2 separate regions of the Homo sapiens genome follow, and region 1 is linked to region 2. Evidence: chromatin contacts called from ENCODE Hi-C or POLR2A ChIA-PET data. All regions are on one chromosome and are shown on one strand. Each heading gives the region's core, a stretch centred on a gene start or an enhancer-like site at or near the end of the contact. The rest is flanking DNA. Distances are from core to core; before and after follow the strand shown.

Evidence for each region. A loop is a pair of places that touch in the nucleus more often than their neighbours do. ChIA-PET counts read pairs that join two places held with the same protein, here RNA polymerase II (POLR2A). Pooled maps may share reads with other maps.
Region 1: a map of mammary epithelial cell shows a loop between it and region 2 (4-fold over the local background). The contact joins the promoter of P4HA2 here to the promoter of P4HA2-AS1 in region 2. A Hi-C loop is called at or near these places in 23 of 168 maps with a recorded cell type or tissue (Caco-2, K562, MCF 10A and 13 more) and 21 of 50 pooled maps. POLR2A ChIA-PET finds 5 or more read pairs at or near these places in 11 of 52 experiments (HCT116, HEK293, HepG2 and 7 more).

Annotation. Positions count from the first base shown.
Region 1 is chr5:132,224,832-132,231,499 of GRCh38, forward strand. P4HA2 (prolyl 4-hydroxylase subunit alpha 2) reads right to left here and starts at 3,022. Exons shown (of 15, transcript NM_001017974.2): 1 at 2,959-3,022. RefSeq lists silencers at 2,739-2,998, 3,139-3,368.
Region 2 is chr5:132,180,209-132,186,438 of GRCh38, forward strand. P4HA2-AS1 (P4HA2 antisense RNA 1) reads left to right here and starts at 4,668. Exons shown (of 3, transcript NR_047470.1): 1 at 4,668-4,879. RefSeq lists enhancers at 1,460-1,987, 4,330-4,831.

The DNA of each region.
Region 1 (6,668 bases), core at 1,772-4,271, 43 kb after region 2:
TGCCAGGTACAAAACAGGCCACACTCTAAGCAAGCACTTCCTGAAAGGTCCAGAGCAGATGCTGGCCTGTTACCAGGCTCAGATAGATTCCATCTGAGCTGGAGAGCACTCTACCCAAACACTTAATCCTCTGCCCTGCAATGACACCAGCTGAACAAGAACTCTCTTCTAGGGCTCCAGTAAATCATCCAGACTTTTCATTCTCCTCTGCTCTGAGGAAAAAAAAAAAAAAAAAAAACTGTCTTTCTATCTCTCATTCCATGTCCGTAACACAAAGCCCACAGACCACAGGACCTTCCAGCCCTCTTTGCTCTAGGACAGGCTGATGTCTTACCCTAAGGAACTTCAAATGTCCAAATTGCTAGATGTGAGCAACTTTCCCGAAGTTTAACTCTCACTCCAGCACTCTGCTGGGCTTGCATGTACTTGCATCACAGCTTTTCCTGCCAACTTCCATCTGCATAATAGTAAACTCTTGACAGACCCCAGGAGCCAGGGACACACCTCCTAGCCCTCTGCACACTATCAGCCAGCGTGGCCACACATCAGCCAAGGCCTTGCTTCCAGTCTCAGACCCTCCCAAGGATGTGGGAGGGCAGAGTGAAAAAGGGAGGCCTTCTTAGGAAATGAGGAGACCCTAGATTCCCTCAACCGACTCATTCCTCAGAGCTGCACCCACGTAGTCTCTTCCTTTGATGAGCACTCACAGCCGGGCTCCTCCCCTGGCACATGGCCAGCTGCCAATATGAAGCAGCAATCTCAGAGTACGAGCTACCCACAGGCAAGAATAGTGCCTCGGCCACCTCCTCTCTCTCGTCCCTCATTCTAGCCCCAGGCACGCTCCAGTCAGAAGCCAAACAGGCAGAAGGCACTCAAGGGATGAACTGAGATCAGCTGGGGCCAGTCTAAACCGGTGACTAAGTAAGCACTGTCTAGAGTACCCCAATGCAGAGCTTTCGACAGGATACAAGGGCCTATCACATGCCACAGACAATGCCTCAGCTAAGCTGTCACCAAGTCTGCCTGCTGAGCTCTCAGAGAACTAGGGTGATCCAGTATGACAGCATCTTTGGGATGAGGCCCCCAGCCAACTCACTCCATCCTTGCTACGTGGCTTCATTGGCTGGGCCACACAGTGGACACTCGGCTGTGTAAGAACAAGGAGGCCCTAAAAGAAAAGAATTCAAAGACCAAACATTCTGTGAGTGGGGAGAAGCAACCAGAGAGACTGGGCGCTGAGGCCCAGAACCACAGTGAGAGGCTGCACCTTGGACACCTCAGGGGCAGTTTAAGTACAAGCCAAAGGAAATCCTAGTTCATTTAACAGAGACTAAATTATGGAACCTAATGTCAGATGAGACACAGGCTGAGAACAAGCAGCAGACCCCAAAAACATCCTATAAATTCTTAGGTGGACAATGGATCTCCACAAAGTCTGGGACATTTAAGAATGCCCCAAGCTACAACGTAACGGACTCCAGCCCTTGCTCCTAGGACAGGATTTCCTACAAGAGGGCTGGGGCTGTGAGGCCCCAGGTAGTCTATTATCAAGAAGCACAAATCTCGGGTGTCACTCTACAGCAAAAGACAACAGTCACAGTCTTGGGAGGGATCCCAATGCTCTCCTGCACCATCTCTCTTTTTTATTTTTTTTTTAAGATGGAGTCTCGCTCTGTCTCCCAGGCTGGAGTGCAGTGGCACGATCTTGGCTCACTGCAACCTCTGCCTCCCAGGTTCAAGCGATTCTCCTGCCTTAGCCTCCCGAGTAGCTGGGACTACAGGCGCGCGCCACCATGCCCGGATAGTTTTTTGTATTCTCCTGCACCATCTTAAAGTCAAATAGAATACAAAGGCCAGGGACCCACCTGGGCTGTCCAGCAATACCTGAGGCAGGAAGTGCCCTGATCCAGGCTCCTGCTGCGAAGGTCAACTGGGCATCTTACACATGCAGGGCACAGTACCAGGCACGTTATCTCACTCCAGGGTCTTGTAGACAGCGTCCGTGGACAGCTATCCCCTACAGTGTTCCTTCCCCATCACCTTGCTTCCACTACAAGGCCATAAGGAATGGCATTGGCCAAGGTCTCTGCTCCCACTCACATAGGCTGTTCCTCTGTCCACGATGCCCTTTTGCCAGCCTTCCTCTGACCACTCCAGCTCATGGGTCACCTCCTCCGGGAAGTCCTCTGGCCGGAGGCAGTCAGTGCTCTACCAAGTACCCACTGCCCGCATTCCCTTCCAGCACAGCGCTCACCACACTGCTCTGGGCCAGGACCTTCCCGCTCTTCCAATCCGCCTGTCCCACTGGGTTAGCAACTGCTTGCGGTTTCTGGCACACAGAAGGGTCCCGTTTGTTGAATTAGTTAACGAATTATCACGGGTCTCCGCAGCTGCCAAGGAAAAACAACGCTGGTTCCACAAGGATGTCTGGGGGAGAAAAGACTTTCTGATCCAATGGCCCATCTAATGGGCTCCAAGCTGGACCCTGCCCGGACAAGACCTAGGACTCCCAGCCCTTGGGAGGGTGCAGAACGGGCTTAGCCAATATGAAGAGGCCCCTCAGGGCCAGGCGGACGCCGCGCCCCCGCTCCCAACAGCCGGCAGCCCGGGGTCAGGCCGCCACTTCCCGGGAGCCTGACAGGGAAGAGCGGCCAAGTTCCCAGCCCCGCCCGACAGCCGAGGGAACTGCACGAAGGGCGCCGCTGACCTCACCACCCTGAGCTCGGGAAGGCTTGCGGGCGGCGGCACAAGAACCCAGACGGGTGCAGAAACAGGGCGGAGGGTGCAGGGTGGCGGCCCGGACTGCGCTGCTGGCGGCTAGCGGCGCGACCCCCGGCCCCGGATCCGGCCCCGGCCCCTAACTCTCAGCCCCGCGCGGGCAGAACGCACCGCCTGGCGACCCCAGCCCGCGCCCCAGCGCTAAGGTTGATCTGGCGGCTGAGCGGGCGGGGCGCTCACCTGGACACTCGCAGCTCCCGGCGTTTCCAGAACCTCCCGCGGCGTCGCCCGGTCAGCTCGGCGCCTCCTCCCTTGGCGACTCCGCCTCGGGCCGCTGCCGGGGCTCCGCCCACTTGAGCCGCCGCCACGTCCCCACCTCACGCTCCACACGCCTGCCTGCGTCCTGGTCCCCAGCTCCGGTGGCTCCGCCGGGGTTCGCCGTCCTCTGCGACCCCTGGGAACGCCCAGGCTACCCGGCCTCGCGGGAGCCGGAGCCGGAGCCGGAGCCGGAGCTGGCCGCCCGCGCCCTTCATGCCGCCCGCAGCCCACCGCACGTACTCCGCGCCCGCCTGGCTTTGGCGCCCCCACCTGCGGGCCTTGGCCCGCCCTCCTGCCCAGCCCCTGGGCGTCTGGAGAGGTCGCCACGACCCGATCCCCTCGCCGGGGCTGTAGGGAGAGCGTCCCTGGAGGCTGACGGATTTCCCTGCCTGCGCTCATGCCCATTGCCTGGGGGGCCCTGCCGGGTACACGGGCCCCTTCTTCCCAGCACCACCACAAGGAGGCTGTTACGGGAGGCTGGGGTCACCCCGGCTAGGAACTGGGTATCAGGAGAGGAGGCAGAACAGTGGAGAAGACCCTGAGGAAGACTAGGGACCTGGGGCCCACCCCCTGGAGACCGAGATTGGGAGGCCCATTCCCAGGGCCGAGCTCTCAGTGGGTTTCAGAGAGTCCCGGGCTCTGGTCCAGGCAGTCCTGGTGGCATGTGCAGGGGTGATGGATTGATGAGAAGGGGGCCCATCAAAGGCTGGGTGGGGGCGGAGGCGGGGGGGCGGTAACAACCTGGGGCACACTGGGTTGCCCAAACCCTTCTTTATGCCATGGGCCAAAAAGAGTGGACACCTGGTTCAGCCAATCCAGTCTGGAAGGGAATAAGGACAGAGATGCAGCAAACCTCAGCCTGAGCGGGAGGAGGCCCTGGCGGCCAGGCAGGTTCCCACGCCTGCTCTGTGAACCTTCCTCTCATGAATGAGGGGAAGCACGGTCTGAGAATCTCATCAGGGAGCAAGCCCAGAGCGGGAGATGCCCAGCCTCCGCCCAGGCCCAGTGTGGATATTCCCTACGGCACACGGGCCAGGCAGGCGGCCCAGACCTGGGGAAAGCAGGAGCACGCACACGGAAATACACATAAAACATGGGTGAGCCATTGTTCCTGCCTGCGTCAGCCACCGGCTCGAGCCCGGCTAAAACTACACAAACCCTCCTGCATCTGCTACATCCACAGAAGCTTCCTTCCATCTCCTCCCCCTTCTCAGGAGTTTGCCCCATGGAACATCCCTTTTCTCTCCTGAAGGCTCAACTACCCGCTCTCAACTGGATCTTTCCCATTGGCCTGTAAATGTGTTCAAGCCTCTACTATGGGAACAAAACCCTCATTCGACCCCACTGAGTGTCTCTGTTCTCAACCGCAGCGGAATTTCTTGAAAGAGCTGTCTCCCCATCCTCACATCTCTCCCACTCTTCAGGCCCTAAAGGAGCTGTCTCTCCCACTCTTCAGGCCCTGCAGTCAGCCTTCTAGCTCCCTAACAGCACCAAACCAGGTCTCAATAAACTGTAGCCTCCAATCTCCAATTTCAACGGCTGTTCTTCAGACCTCATCTGCCAGGGCCCTGAGCAGTGTCTGACACCCAGCGATGACCACAGCCCCTCTGGAACACTGATTTCCCTTGGTTTCCCCTCATCCTTTCTGGCCACCTCTGCTCAAGCTTCTTCAGCATCCTCTCCCTATTAGTAAAGGTTGGGGGTTCCTCAAAACTCAGGTCTAGGCTTTCCACTTCACGCTTCTCTTTACACGCAGGTGACACAAATTTCTCTCTTTACCCTTATCCTTACTGCTGAACCCCAGATTCATGTAACTCACTGTTCAGTGTACATCCCCACTTGAGTGTCCACAGGCACCTCAATGGCAACATGTCCAACACAGAGTTATTGTTCTCCCCCTACATCTTCCCCCTCCACACATCCTGTCTTCACTGCTGTACTGAAGGAGATACTTCCCATCAGTTACCTAACCAGAAGCCTGGGAGTCATACTTGGCAGCTCCCTCTCCCTCATCCCCAGACCCTATTTACCTATATCCCAAGTCTGTTCAATTTTACCCCTAAATCTCCCTCTAATCCACCCACTTCTCTCCATCTTTTTCACATGAGTGATGGCAACACTTTCCTGACTGGCTGCTCCTCCATTTTTGTTCCCTCTCATCTCTCCTTCACTACAACCATGATGATCTCAAAATGCAGATCTGAGCCCATTACTTGCAGCTGGGAAATTGCCCTGATCTTGAGAAACATCAAAAAGTGGTTTATAAGGTTCCACATGGTTTGGCCTCTGCTCACTTCTGTAACCACATCGAACTTCCTCCAGTCTCTCTAACTGGCCATTCCCCCTCCCCACCCCAGACCTTTATACATGCTGTTCCTTCTGTCTAGAAAAAATTTTTCCCTCCCTGATTAAAACCTTCAGAATCCTTCAGATTCCCTCAGAGGCAGAGAGATTTTCCTTACTTCCCTGAGTAGGTCAAAACCTCCCATAACAGACCAGGCACGGTGGCTCATGCCTGTAATCCCAGCACTTTGGAAGGCTGAGGCGGACGGATCACCTGAGGTCAGGAGTTCGAGACCAGCATGGCCGACATGGTGAAACCCCGTCTCTACAACAATACAAAAATTAGCTGGGCATGGCCAGGCACGGTGGCTCACGCCTGTAATCCCAGCATTTTGGGAGGCCGAGGCGGGTGGATCACGAGTTCAGGAGATCAAGACCATCCTGGCTAACATGATGAAACCCCGTCTCTACTAAAAATACAAAAAATTAGCCGGGTGTGATGGCGCATGCCTGTAGTCCCAGCTATTCAGGAGGCTGAGGCAGGAGAATCGCATGAACCCGGGAGGCAGAGCTTGCAGTGAGCCACGCATGATGGCGGTGTCTGTAATCCCAGCTACTAGGGAGGCTGAGGTGGGAGAATCACTTGAACCCAGGAGGCAGAGGTTGCCGTAAGCCAAGATCGTGCCATTGCACTCCAGCCTGGGTGACAAGAGCAAGACTGTCTCAAAAAAAAAAAAAAAAAAACCACACACACAAAACCTCCCATAACAGCTTCTCATGTCCCCGTGTGCTTCGTAACACTTGCCACCGTTGATAGAATTGAATGATCGCTTGGGTAACGTCTTCCCCGACTGGCCTGGGAGGTCTGGGAGTACATAAACCATGCATGCATTTGTCCATTGCCATTTTCCCACCACCGAACTGGGCTCAATATTTGCTAACTCCTTGAATGGACGGATATCTCCTCAATACCTTGCTCCACACTGTAAGATTTAGTCTCCAAAGGCATGAGTAAGACCTCCGCAGGGTCTTGGAGTCCTGGCAGCTCAGGACCACAGCATTGGTCAGATATCCTCCTAAAAAATCTGCAGCCTTGAGAAGGGGCAGGACTTCTGAGGATCATGTCTCCTTGGTCTTCCTGCCTTGCAGGAAGTGGCCATTCATTTGTTTTTATATTCCTTTTCCTCTACCTGCCTCCACCCAGAAGATACCATTTCTGACCTCTGCCTTTGTAGCCTCACTTTCACCACTCAGCCCTTAACATAAGGCCCTCAGACTCCATCTGGGCTCCTGATCTATTCATTTCCTGGGGTTGCCACAACAAATTACCACGAACTAGGTGCCTTAAG
Region 2 (6,230 bases), core at 3,418-5,917:
AGAAGCCTAGGCTGATGAAAAGGAGCCAGGGAGGCCGGAAATAAAGGAGAACTTGAATCACGAAGTGCTTCGCTAGAGGAAAAAAAAAAAACTGTCCGAAGTGTCTACTGGGTTTGGCCACTAGGAGGACCCAGAACACTTTACCAGACAATTCCAGAGAATTAGTTGGGGGAGACTCACTGCGTCAAAAATTTAAGAATGGAAGGTGAGGACAGTAAATCTAGCATAAGCAGCTTGCCTTAAGCTTCTTGAAATCAAAGAAGCAGGCAAGATGACAGCTGTGAGCCCACTGGGTACAAAAGCAGTTTGGGTCATTACTTTAGTGAGGCTCCGTTGGCTGCAAATTTCAAGAGAAAGAGATGGACTTTTCAGAGAAGAGTAAGAGAAGGGAGGACCAAGCTGGGGTGTGGGGAGGGGGCTGATCCTCCATGTTATAAACGCACTTTCAGAAAGACACTGAAAAGTGCCTTAAAAACAAAAAACTTTGAGCTTGCCAAATACCCATGGCCTTTCCTACCACTTATCTTCTCACAACCCCCAAATGCTTTACAAAAAAAAAAAGTTGGCAGAAGGGGTATAGCTCAGTGGTAGAGCATTTGACTGCAGATCAAAAAAAAAAAGTTTCCCCCGAGTTTAGAATAAAGAATCTTCACAAAAGTTAAACCTCTTCAAAGTAGCGTCAGCCTTAGATATTACGTCCAAGACATCATTTGACGCACCCAGACCCCCGCTCAGAGCACATCCTTGACTCACCAGCCTCTCTCTGACTCTGTCCTTGCGGAGGGACCGCCTCACAGGACAGAGCCCCACTGGCCCCAGGAGCCTTGCGAGCTGGTCCTGCGGGGCTGCTCTGCCAGACCAGGTCGGAAAGGAGGGGCCAGCCAGAGCCCTAAGCCAGGGCAGCCACAGACACAGCCTGTAGCCCCACTGCTGTCCGCTGACCCCGCCATTCTCACCACCTGACCTCTAGGAACACGCCCACAGGTCAAAGGCCTTTCCAGAAACCTCTGACCCTGCCAGACCCCGCCCCCAGGTCCTCAGAGGCCACGCCCCTTCCTGTGGCCTCGCACGGCCTCGCCCTTTCCCGAGGCCTGCGCGGGGGAAGGGGTGGTGTCCTTTATCTGGGGGGTGTCCTTTATCTGGGTACTGAGCTCCGAGTGCCATTTCAGTGCCCACTGAGCAAGAGAGGCTGCTCGATGCTTTCCAAAGGCCCATTCTGGGCACTGGGGATAGAGAAGTGGAAAAGCAAAGTTCTTTCCTTCAAGGACCTTCTATACCATGGGGGAGACAGACCACGAACTGATACCCAAATTAAATCTCTTAACGGGTGGTAGTGATGTGGGGCAGGTGAGCCCCAAAGTGGAGCTTAGCCCACGAGAGTTCTTGGCTTTGCCCAGGAAAGAATTCAACGGCAAGCCAGAGGTAGAAGAAAACAGCTTTCTTGAAGAGGCAGAGCAGGGCTACCCCATTGACAGTGGGTAGCAGCTCAGGGCAGTTTTGCAGTCATGTTTATTACTACTTTTAATTACATGTAGATTAAGGGGAGGTTTATGCAGACACTTCCAGAGAAGGAGTAGTAACTTTGGGGTCATTGGGTCATTACCATGGAAAGGGGCCCTAACGCCAGGGTGTTGTCATAGCAACTGCAAACCGACGTAGCACCCTGGTGGGCTGATTGAAAGCTACTTTGGCCCTGGCCCTGTTTTAGCCAGTCCTCAATCTGGTCCGGTGTCCGACGCCTGCGTCTGGAGTCAAGTCCCACCTTTTACCTCAGTGATAAGTGCTCTAAAGAAAAATAAAACAGGGCTGGGCGTGGTAGCTCACGCCTGTAATCCCAGCACTTTGGGAGGCAGAGGCGGGAGGATAACTTGAGGTCAGGGATCGGAAAGCAGCCTGGCCAACATGGTGGAACGCTGTCTCTACTAAAAATACAAAAATTAGTCGGGCGTGGTGGTGCATACCTGTAATCCAAGCTACTCGGGAGGCTAAGGCAGGAGAATCGCTTGAACCCAGGGGACGAAGGTTGCAGTGAGCAGAGATCGCACCATTGCACTCCAGCCTGGGCTACAAAGCAAGACTCCATCTCAAAAAGAAAAAAAAAGAAAAAGAAAAAGAAAAAAGAAAGAAAACAGGCTAAGGAGGAAGAGAATGAGAACGCAAATCCTTCGTAGTAGTCATGAAGGCCTCTTGGAGTGGGCTGCAGTGAGCCGAGACTGCGCCCCTGCACTCCAGCCTGGGCAACAAAGCAAGACTGTCGAAAGAAAGGGAAGGAAGGGAGGGAGGGAGGGAGGGAGGAAGGGAGGAACCTCTTGGGAAGATTGCTTGAGGCCAGGAATTCCAGACTAGCCCGAGCAGCACAGCAGTGAAACAAGAAGAACTCTTTTGGATAAGGTAATCTTTGATCAGTCTTGAAAGGAATGAGGGTAGAAACTACTAGGTATTGGTACCTTCCAGGCAGAAGGACCAACAAGCACGAATGTACTGGGGCCGTCAGTGTGACTGAAGCAGAGGGAGCTGGGGAGAGGGTCATGGCAGTGGGGAATATGCTCGCTCCTCTGCCCTCGGATGGAGTGAGGCTGCTGTGTTCTTCTAGACCTGGTAAGGACTGGACATACCTACAGGCTGGACAGTGTGACACAGAAGCCATATGACTTCCCGTGTGTGCGCTTCAGTCATCCACATAACCAGCAATCAAACAGGCAAGACGGTGTTGGTGCAACAGTTACATTGTACTAAGAAGCAGGCAGCTTTTTCAACCATGTAAGATAATTATTTTTAGAATTACCAGATATTATACAAAATGCCCAGTTAAATTTCAGATAAGCAACAAACTTTTTAGTATGCATATATCCTATGCAAAAATTATGTGTTATTTATCTAAAGTTAAACTGGGTGTTACTTGTATTTTCATTTGCTGAATCTGGCAAATCTAATATTGGAGTCAAAATGCCAAGTTTGGAAACTTAAGAGCAGTGCTGTGCCAAACTATATTGAAGCCTGAGGCAAAATGAAAAACGTATGCTTCTTACGTACGTTTTCGTGTTTTTGTTAATTTTTACACATTAAATTGGTTGACAATATTGAAAGTTGGTATATTAAAACTCATATTAAGTTTAAATATTTTATACCAATGACTTTAATGGAAGTAAACTGATCAATAAAATTGTCAAAATCTACTCTTCTTAAGTGACGATCTTAAATAATGTTCTTTTTTTTAGACGGAGTCTCGCTCTGTCGCCCAGGCTGGAGTGCAGTGGCGCAATCTCGGCTCACTGCAAGCTCCACCTCCCGGGTTCACGCCATTCTCCTGCCTCAGCCTCCCAAGCAGCTGGGACTACAGGCGCCCGCCACTACGCCCGGCTAATTTTTTGTATTTTCAGTAGAGACGGGGTTTCACCGCGTTAGCCAGGATGGTCTCAATCTCCTGACCTCCTGATCCGCCCACCTCACCCTCCCAAAGTGCTGGGATTACAGGCGTGAGCCACCGCGCCTCTTAAATAATTCTTAATTAACTTCAGGATTTTGCAGGATACCATGGTGCATTGGTCTGTTCTTGCATTGCCATAAAGAAATACCTGAAAATGGGTAATTTATAAAGAAAAGAGGTTTATTGGCTCATGGTTCTACAGGCTGTACAGGAAGTGTAGTGGCTTCCATTTCTGGAGAGGCCTCAGGAAACTATGAATCATGGCTAAAGGCAAAGGGGAAGCAAGCACATCTTACATGGCTGGAGAAGGAGCAAGAGCAAGAGAACGAGACAGTGAGAGAGACAGAGAGAGAGAGAGAGAGGAGGTGCTACATTTTCTTTTTGAGACAGGTCTCTGTCACCCAGGCTGGTGTGCAGTGACACAGTCTTGGCTCACTGCAGCCTCCACTTCCCGGGCTCAGGCAATTCTCCAACCTCAGCCTCCTGAGTAGCTGGGACTACAGGAGTGAGCCACTATGCCCAGTTAATTTTTGTAGTTTTTGTAGGGATGAGGTTTCACCATATTGCCTAGGCTGGTCTTGAACTCCTGAGCTCAAAGCAATCCGCCCGCCTCAGCCTCCCAAAGTGTATACACACTTTTAAACAACCGGATCTCACAATAACTCACTATCAAGAGAACAGCACCAAGGGAATGGTGCTAAACCATTCATGAAGGACCGCCTCCATTATATGATCTAATCACCGACTACCAGGCCCATGACCAACACTGAAGATTACAATTTGACATGAGATTTGGTGGGGACACAGATCCAAACTATATCACACTGTGACTGGTATTGTTTTAAAAAAATTATCAGGACCATTTTGAAATTTGGGTAAGGCTGCCCGAAGAAAAATTTGCAAATCCGTTTTAGAGGATACAAACATCATGATTTTATATTACAAATGTGAACAAAAGTTCCCTGGAAGAAAGAGACTTTATTCCAGTGAATAGTTTGCAAACTAGGGAGTCCAACACAGCCTTCAATGTAAAAGGAAGGTGCGGTCCAAAGAACAAAGGAAGGGTTCTAGCTTTATAGCAAAAGTTCCTGCCCTGGTTCCCAATCAGGTGCACTGATACAAATGAGATGGAAACACAGTTCTGATTGGTTGATACAACTGAGCAGCAAGGGAGGTGGGCTCTGATTGGCTGGTTCAGGTGAGCTCTGAAAGTTCCAAAGTTAAAGAGGTGTGGGTTTTCAGGGAACTCAAAATAGGTGTGTGGCCTCTAGTCACCAAATGGCTTCTTGGCTCTGCTTTAAATTTAGGCCCACTCAGCCACTTAAGATCCATCTTGAAGGACTGGCTCTTTCAGGGTCACATTTGTTCATGCAAACTATTGATATTGCATGCTATTTACCACTATTTCAGATGAAATTGCCACAGGATATAAATCATTGGACTATTTAAGAGGTAAGTCAAGGCCATGGCTGCTTTTTGTTAATCAGATGTATTCGTAGAAAATTTCTCCAAGTAAAAATACAAAAATACTTCATTTGATTTTTCATATCTCCATCTCTAGGACATCTGTAATCTCTTTAATTTCTATTCGACGAACACTTTTCCCACAATAATTGATATACTCATTCAGTAATTTGTATATTTCTGATTTTTCTTTAAGTATATTTATATCTCTTTTAAAGTTTTACATTAACGAAACATAACTTTAAGTTACTTTCTCTCATTTGTTATAAGCAAACGAATAGGCCTTTTCTTAAGCATGCAGCTTTGTATATAGTCTTTTTTTTCATAAACCTTTTTCTACTATATTTAGTTCAAAATGCCATGCCACATAGACAAGTTACATGAAAATTTGTAATCTGTTCACACAAAGATGGTTCCTATTTCAGGATATTGTATTTTGTCATTTTATGTTCTTTTAATATTTGACAAACATCTTTGTGTAAAGTACCTTGATCATATTTGACTTTGATGCCTCTCAGGATTTGTTTTTAATGTAGTTTTTAGAACAAGCATAACATTCCACTGCTCAATGAATTCATAAAAGATTATGTATCATTTGTACACACTAAAAAGGTTATATTTTAATTCATAGAAGCAGCATTTTTGCACAGATTATGAACTTATTTGGCATAACCATTTTGGGGGAAAATAATGGCTTTTCCACCCTTATATACACACCTGCTGTATTTGTCCAATTATATCCATGGCCTCAAAGATATTTTATGTCAATATCTTTTTTCAATTTATTAATAATTTCATAAGAGCCTATATCTCTTTTCTCAAAATAAAAAACTTCTAGTGTTATGACATTATTCTTATGCAAACATACTTAATAATCAGATACATTTGTTCATGATGGGCTATATCTGATGTACAAAGAGTAAGGAAAAGTATTTTGCTTTAGTCTCAATAGTATATCAGATCTAACATGATTTCCTAGTAGTTTTATGTGTTCTCCCAAAATTCATATGCTAAAGTCCTAACCCAATATGTGACTGTATTTGGCAACAGGGCATTAAAGACATAATTAAAGTAAAATGAGTTCATATGTGCAGGCTTTAATCCGATATGACATAGACAACACATAGACCAAGAGGTGACATAGACAACACACAGACCAAGCCAGGCAGTGAGGCCTCAGAAGAAACACAACCTGTTGACACCTTGATCCTAGACTTCTAGCCTCTGGAACAGTAAGAAAACAAATTCCTTTTGTTTGATCCACCCAGTGTGTGGTATTTTGTTATTGTAGCCCTATCAAATTATATACATTATAAATTCATTTTGAATTCTATTAGAC